Linked DNA regions of Homo sapiens: region 1 is linked to region 2. A link is an interaction called in ENCODE POLR2A ChIA-PET data of the cell type or tissue named here. Cell type or tissue: A673. All regions are shown on one strand. Region 1 has its middle 13 kb from the start of HRH3. Region 2 overlaps LSM14B (LSM family member 14B).

Evidence for each region. ChIA-PET counts read pairs that join two places held together with the same protein. Peaks named below come from ENCODE experiments on the same cell type or tissue, not always from the same donor. Only the 100,000 strongest peaks of a DNase experiment are listed, where the experiment ranks them.
Region 1: POLR2A ChIA-PET joins it to region 2 with 9 read pairs; 2 of 35 experiments call an interaction of 5 or more read pairs at or near these places.

The regions. Positions count from the first base shown.
Region 1 is chr20:62,205,037-62,209,036 of GRCh38, reverse strand. No RefSeq gene overlaps it. Among named protein-coding and RNA genes, the nearest start is that of HRH3, 13 kb to the left of the region's middle. In A673, no CTCF peak of the experiment used is centred here; no DNase peak of the experiment used is centred here; H3K27ac peaks cover 484 bases.
Region 2 is chr20:62,125,204-62,129,203 of GRCh38, reverse strand. It overlaps LSM14B (LSM family member 14B), which reads right to left. Exons shown (of 9, transcript NM_144703.3): 3 at 2,765-2,900. Among named protein-coding and RNA genes, the nearest start is that of LSM14B, 4.7 kb to the right of the region's middle. In A673, no CTCF peak of the experiment used is centred here; no DNase peak of the experiment used is centred here.

The DNA of each region.
Region 1 (4,000 bases), 80 kb before region 2:
CCCAGCAGGGAGAGGCTTCAGCCCCTGCCCACAGCCCGTCCAGACCACCCCCTCAGGGGCTGGAAGAAGGCAGGGGAGGCTTCGGGGAAGGGTGTACCTCGTTCCCCTAAACCCCTGGCGGTCCTCTCCCCCAGGTGGCCCCGTCTCCCGGCAACCCCTCCCGGGAGGCACCACTAAGGAAAATCAGTGTTGAAGCCACTCTCCCTGCCACCACCTCCCCCTTGCTTGGGTCACTACCTCCTTTCCTTGGGGTCACCAGATAAGAAGCAGGACGCTCCTTAGGGTCACCAGATAAGATGCAGAGCCCTGAACTTCAGTGTCAGGATGAATAATGTTTCAGCGTGCACCTCACATGCAGTGCACTCTTCATTGTAAATCCAAAACTCCACTCTAGCAGCGTGGGCTGTGCCTGCCTGAGCAAACCTGCCCACTCCCTTTTCTCTCCCTCCAAGGCCCTCCCTCCGCTGACGGGGACACTGGGGGTGGGACGGGGTGCTGAGTTTTAAGAAGCCACGAAGCTCTTTGGCAAGGAAGAGAAGGGGCTAGGGTTGGGGTTGGGTGGGGGACTGGGGGAGTGGCTTCCTGGGACCTGGACCCTGGGGCCTGGACCCTGGGGCCTGGTAGGGGGCGGCAGGCTGGGCACCAGGGGCGTGGGTTGCCCAGCACACGGGGTGGGGGGGGGCGCGCGGAGCCTAGCCACCAGACCCATGAGGCTCTGCTCCACCCTTGGCTGGGGATCCCAGGTGACATCCGGGACCCCTGTGAGCCCAGAGGATCCTGAACAGGGAAGGTGCCCCTCTGTACCCAGGCAGGGCGAAGGGAGACTGCTCCAGGCCCAGGCGGGGAAGGTATGGCCTTGGCTCATTGGCTGGGTCTTGTTATCCCCACTGGACTGAGGAGGGAACAAGGCAGGGGGAGTGAGACACCCCCGCCCCCACCCTCAACACCCAGCCGGGCCACGGCCAGGCCTGTTCCCCTGGAGGCCATGGCAGAAAGCGGAATGATTTCCTGGCTCTGGGGAACATCATGGATCCATTGGGACCCATTGATTTTTTGCAAAGAAGCAATTTTTTTTTCTCCTAAGGAACCAGACGATTACAAGAAAGAAGAAACGATCAGGTAGCCCTGTTTCTCGCGAGCCCTGTCCCCAGCACCCACTCCTGGGGAGGGGTGGTAGTTCCCATGCAGGCCTGTCTTGCACCCCATGGGTTCAGCAGCCTGTGGGCCATCAGGTCATTAGGGCACATCCAGGGACCCTGCCCCTGTCTTGCCTGTGTGGCTAACCCCATGTCACATGGAGGAGCCTAGGGTCCTCTCTGACTGTCTGGCTCCTTTCAGAAGTGGAGACCCTGGCCTGGGGGTAGGGCTGTTGGTGGAGCCAGTCCTGGCAGTAAGAATATGAATTATTCGAACAGCAGGCAGGGTTGGGCCTGCCGTGCGTCCTCTGTACGGCCTCTTCCTGGCGGTGCTGCTAGAGATGTCCCCAGATCCAGGATCCTCGGCAGCGGCAAAGCCCAGGAGGGATGTTTCCTGCAAAATTCTAACACCAACGGGTGTGCAGCCTGCAGAAAAGTTTGCTTTTGTTTTCAGCTGACCTCACGCTGTCTTCTTCTAGCAGAGATTGAGCAAGAGCACCAGGAGGGGACAGTCCCAGGAGGGCTGGGGTGGTTGCAGCCCGAACATTCCATGGAGCCTCCAGGAGCTCGCCAGAGGGCAGTGGGCTCCCGACGCCTTGACTTTTCCTCTTTCGAGATTGTTGTAGATTCCATGCTGTTGGGTGCAACACTACAGAGACCCCACGTGCCCTTTATCGGCTTCCCCCACAGGGAAGCTTGGGTGAGCCACCCTCTAAGACCACAACACACGCCATCGCCGCACGCAGGACACACGCCATCGCCGCACGCAGGTTCCCACTCCCCTGCACTCGTGTGTGTGTGGCATGTTTAGTTTTATGTCATATATATATATATATATATATATATATAAATTTTTTTTTTTTTTGAGCCAGAGTCTTGCTCTGTCGCCCAGGCTGGAGTGCAGTGGCACGATCTCGGCTCACTGCAAACTCAGCCTCCTGCATAGCTGGGACCACAGGTGCCTGCCACCACACCCAGCTAATTTTTTTGTATTTTTAGTAGAGACGGGGTTTCACTGTGTTAGCCAGGATGGTCTCGATCTCCTGACCTCATGATCCGCCCACCTCGGCCTCCCAAAGTGCTGGGATTACAGGCGTGAGCCACCGCGCCCGGCCTATGTCATATTTTTTATCGTGGTGATAAACATAAAGTTCACCACTTGAGCTATCTGAAGTGTGCGGTTCAGTGGCTCTCCCATCACCACCCTCCACCTTCAGAGCCGGTCATCTTCCCAGCCTGAAACACTAAGCCAACAGGATTCTTTCGCACGTGCAGACTCGTGGCCCCACCGCCAACACACAGGGTGATGGTCTGAGGACCCTGGCATGGCCCTTTTGTGTCCACGGCTACCTCCACCCTCCCGCCCTCCTCAGCCCGAGGACCGCCAATCCATTCTCCTCATCGTTTCTGGAACACTCTGTAGAGGGAACCATCGTGTGTGACCTCCTGGCACTGGCTCTCCCCGGCTTGACACCTGCGGTCCCCAGGTGGACGCCATGCACGCAGAGCTGCACCCCGCCCCCGCCAAGCACTGCCGCACCCCGCGGCTCTGCAGCCTCTTTAGCGGCACCAGGACAGGTCCCCGGCACGTGTGTTCACTGATGAGACGCTCCGGTTGCCTCAGCATGTCTGCCCTTCAGGCCTCCATCCCGGGGCCAGCGCCGACCCGGGCACTGCATACAGACAAACGAGGTCTCTGTTCTCCAGGAGCTTAGGGCGGGGGGGCGACGGCGGCTAACGTGAAGTGTGGAAAGTGCGTGCACGAGAGGGTGGTGGGCCCAACTGTGCAGAGCCTGGGCGCGTGTGGCTGTCTTTGGCTTTTTGACTAGAGGGCATTTCACGGGGTGTCTGGGCAGGGCACTGGGTCACAGGGATCAGCAACACCAAAGCCTGCAGTCCAAGGAGTGGCCTCAGCATGGCTCAGACATAGGAAGGGGCAGTGGGGCTGGTGCTGTGGGCACCAGGGACTCCCAGTGAGGGGCCTGGCTTCCTGGCACAGCCACAGGGGAAGACTGAGGGGCCCGGGCACCAAGTAGGGGAGACATTAGCAGGCCACTGCCATCGTCCAGAGCGGGGTGGAGGTGACAGGCATGGCGGGACCTGGGGTGGACCCGAGGGCAGAGCTGCTGTGCTGGCGAGGTGAGGAGGCAAAGGCCCCACGCGAGACTGAACTCAGTATAGCACGTGCGCCGGGAAGCACACACGACCACAAGATGGGAAGGGAGGCTGGGAGTGGAGGCTCACACCTGCAGTCCCAGCACTGTGGGAGGCTGAGGCGGGCAAATCGCCTGAGCTCAGGAGCTCGGGACCAGCCTGGCCAACATGGTGAAACCCTGGCTCTACTAAAAATACGAAAATTAGCTGGGCATGGTGGTACATTTCTGTAATCCTAGCTATTCAGAAGGCTGAGGCAGGAGAATCGCTTGAACCTGGGAGGTGGAGGTTGCAGTGAGCCAAAATCGCGCCACTGCACTCCAGCCTGCATGACAGAGCAAGACTCTGCACCACCCCCACCGCCGCCAAAAAAAAAGATGGAAAGGGACATTGCTTGGGGTCAAACAACGTGCCCCCAAATCCACATCCACAGAACCTCAGAATATCACTATTGGAAATGGGGTCTGTGCAAATGTAACTAAAGATCTCAAGATGGGACCATCCTGGGTTTAGAGAGGCCCAAATCCCACAACTGGCTTCCAGAAGATAAGAGGACAGACACACAGGGGGAAGTTACATGAAGACAGGGCAGGGACGGGAGCCTTTGCCACTGCTAGCCGAGGATGGAGCAGGAAGGACCTCCCTGGCCTTGAGAGGCCTCACCCCCGACAAACAAGAGAATCCACTTAGGTTTTTTTTGTTTTTTTTTT
Region 2 (4,000 bases):
CCTACACTTCTCTCAAGGGCAAAGGCTCATCATGAAGACACAAAGGGCTCCTAGGTAGCCTTTGGCAAGGGGCTATGCCTATGAAACTGCAGTCCGAGGCCCACGCACAGGGGATGAACCCTCAGAAACCAGGCCCTCTGAATCAGGAGGAAAATGGGAAGCACCACCCACCTCTCTCCATCTCCTCCCTTTCCAAGGTTCCAGGACCTGTAGGGACTCTAAACAGGACAATGTGGGACTGGGTGTAAGTGAACAGAGATCTGAAACAGAAAAGGCACCCTAACCACAGGGTAATTATTATTAGACGAACAGCCCAATACACATGAAGACTGGGCATCTCATCTTACTGCTTTTACGGAATAGAAATGAAAAAAAAAATTGACTGTAGAAAAATTCCTTGTAACCAGATCAAGAGAAGCTCTCAAAGGGCAGGTTGGAACGACTCTGCATAGAGGTCTGGAAAGTGTCCTCTGGCGGGAATGCACCCGGGCCACTTTCTCACTGATTGTCTCACTCAGCATGTCCGGGAGACAAACACAGCACTGCCTGCCTGCTGATCATACTGTGACTGCAGGGGCATGGATAAGGGGCTTGTCTGCTTTTTACACAACCAACTAGTTCAAACAAAGTCTTGCCCTATGAGCAGGTTTAGGTAACTGATCCTAAGAGCAATAGAAGTATCTGTGTCATTTTTAAGTGGGGGAAAAAAAAAGACTACTCTGTAACTCAGATACACAGAGTGCATGCAGGATTTGGAAAGCAGCACCTGCAGAATGACAGACTGACAGCAGCTGTGTGCCATAAGGAAAGCCCAGGCATCAACCTGGACCAGGGCCGGGTAATGGCGATGGTTCAGCTTGTCAGGGTGCTATGTGTAACACAAACATACAGCAAGATCGTCAATATGAATTTTAGAACTTCAGGGGAAATGAGTAGAACGTGAGAAAAGATCTAGAAACCCCACAGGTGCCGCCACCACCACAGCACAGAGACAGGTGGTGTACACTGGCCAGCTGGCCATCAGGCTGATACTGTCCACCTGGCCAAACAGTTGGCGACTGTCACCCAAGCCCCTAATTTTGAATCCCCTCAATGAGTGATCTATGAACCACACGGATCAAAGAGCAAAACAGGCATGTCAGGTGCTTTGGGGAGTCCCCCCTGCAGCACTCTGGAACACATTTAGGACCCAGCAAAAACCCCAGGGAAATGACTTTCTGTGAACAGTGAAGTTTCCCGTATGTGGTAGTCATGGTACAGGTCAACAGAGAACCTGGACCCAGGGAGAGAGAACAAACTACTCCGCTGATTCTTCGTAATCCCTTCTTTAACACTGAGAGTTCATCAATCAGGACTACATGCTGAAGCAAAACAAGCAGCTCAGCGGCTGCATGGGCTTGGCAAATGATCTGCTACAGCTACTGTCATTCTGTCTGCTGCTTTACCCCTCGCTCTCAGAATGGTTTGCAAGACAGCATGCAGTTCTCCCAAACTGCTGTTACCCTTGGCAGTGAGCTGCTGTGGCTCTGAGGACAAGTCAAGCTCTGAAACGGGCTGTGGAGATGGAGAAGAGCTAGGGCTGGAAGCAGCGGCTGAGGCTGGAGGGCTTACCAACTTCTCTAAAGGAAGATAAAGGAGAAAGAGCAAAAAGAAAGCACACAAATAAGTCAGGATACACTTGTCTTGTGTCTAGCAAGCTTGGAAAGAGCCAAGCAACCTCTTGTAGGATTCTGTCATACAAACACGTTTTAGAAACCCAGAGAGCTGGGCTGGGAAGGCCGCCTGTCACACTAGGAATAGCAACCAAGCAAGCATGATTTGTAGCAGCAAGTGGCCTACAGACCTCGTTTAGGGTTCCCTGTCTCACTACTTCATGCTGGATTCTGAGCAAGGGTCGTGGATCACCTGCCAATTCTACACTCTGAGCCCATCTGCAAAGCTAGGTCCAGGTTAAGGACAAGGCAGGATCTTTCTCTACATATGGAGAATAGAATCATACTCTGGGGTTTTTCAATCTTGGTTGAAACCATTTTTGAGCGAGGCACTTACAGTAGAATAAGGGACATGATGGGTGGGTTTGTATTTCACGTCTATATTTACAGGCTTATAAATGTGCAAACAGCTAGACTTCATCTGTAATACTACATATATATCAGCTATTTCTTCTTTGAAGCAGATATACCAGGACTTCCACCTATTTATTTTTTGAGACAGAGTCTCACTGTGCCGCTCAGGCTAGAGTGCAGTGGTGCAATCTCAGTTCACTGCAACCTCTGCCTCCCAGGTTTAAGCAATTCTCATGCCTCAACCCCCCAAGTAGCTGGGATTACAGGTGTGTCCCACCACACCCAGCTAATTTTTGTATTTCTAGTAGAGACAGGATTTCCCCATGTTGGCCAGGCTGGTCTCGAACTCCTGACCTTGTGATCCACCCGCCTTGGCCTCCTAAAGTGCTGGGATTACAGGAGTGAGCCACTATGCCTGGCCCAGGACTTCCACCTAGATCCGCCCTGACTCTTCGAATGAATTTTGATTTGATTCTTCTGTTCCAACACTCAGGCTGCTGCCTCTTTTACTTTCAGTTGAGTAGTTACTAAATGCTCTCACAAGCGGAAGTTGCACTGGGTAATTTACTAAGTGTGCAACAAAACAGTCTACAAGCTGAGCATGACAGGAATGCATATCCCCACCCTCAGGCTCCATCGCTCCACTCAGTGACAGTTACACGCAAGGGTAGTTTACCAGACAGAAACAGGTCACTCACCTAGACCCAGGGAGGCGGCATACTGCTGGCTGAGCAGGGAGCTGGCCGCCAGCGGGCCGTAGGGCGCCATCCCTCGGAAAGGGCTGTAAGGCACGTGCGGCTGGAAGGGCGAGGCGGAGGCAGAACCCAGGGAAGACTGAACAACGAGACATCGGGTGAGAACGGCGAAGGCCATCCCATCACCCCGCACGCCTTCATCAGGGCGCTTGTTCAGCTGGGAAACAAGCACCGTCCCATCAGCCTGCACCCTTGAGATGCTGGAGGAGCCCTTGGGGTGCAAGTTTCCAGTATGGTGAGAGCTGCCTTTTCCACAGCATTTCAGTTCCAGTTTCACCTGTCCATGTAATTCCTTTTTTTGTTTTGTTTTGTTTTTTGTTTTTTGAAAGAGTATTGCTCTGTCGCCTGGGCTGGAGTGCAATGGCGTGATCTCAGCTCACTGCAACCTCTGCCTCCCAGGTTCAAGCGATTCTCCCAGCCTCAGCCTCCCGAGTAGCTGAGATTACAGATGCCCACCACCACACCCAGCTAATTTTTGTATTTTTGGTAGAGACGCGGTTTTGCTATGTTGGCCAAGCTGGTCTTGAACTCCTGACCTCAGGTGATCTGCCCACCTCGGCCTCCCAAAGTGCTGGGATTACAGGTGTCTTGTCCATGTAATTCTAACCCAAATTTCTCCTAACTCAAAGCCATCGGATGGCTTCCCACTGCTCCCAAAGCCGGCCCTGTGTGATCCCACCTTCCAGGATGGGTGCTCAGCACAGAACCTAATGCAGTCTGAACCCCAGAGGAGCTAGTGAATATTTAAATTTAGAAGTGAAGAAAATATTAATCTGGGCTCCCTGGGGGAGCATGGGCAAAATAAGCCATAACCCAATAAGCAGGCACATGGCATCAGACTTGCAAATCTGGTGTTGTATAACAGCAGCATGTAACGACTGGGCGTAACCCGAGGGCAAGCCCTGCAGTCCCTGCAGGTAGGTCACGCCACTCACAGCAGCTGCTCAGGGCTCAGACTTCTCCAACCAGAAACTAAGGGCAAACGCTATGCCCGAAACATCACAGGTCCAGGAGCATCCACTCATACCACACTACACTACACACGCGCACATGCACACCCAACTCCCCAGGTCGCCTTCCTTAAGAGCCACGTGACACAGCACACACCACCTACTGTGTGTGCTACAAGAATCAACACCTTCTGTGAGAGCAGCAACAGCCTGGACAAAAGTTAAGCCA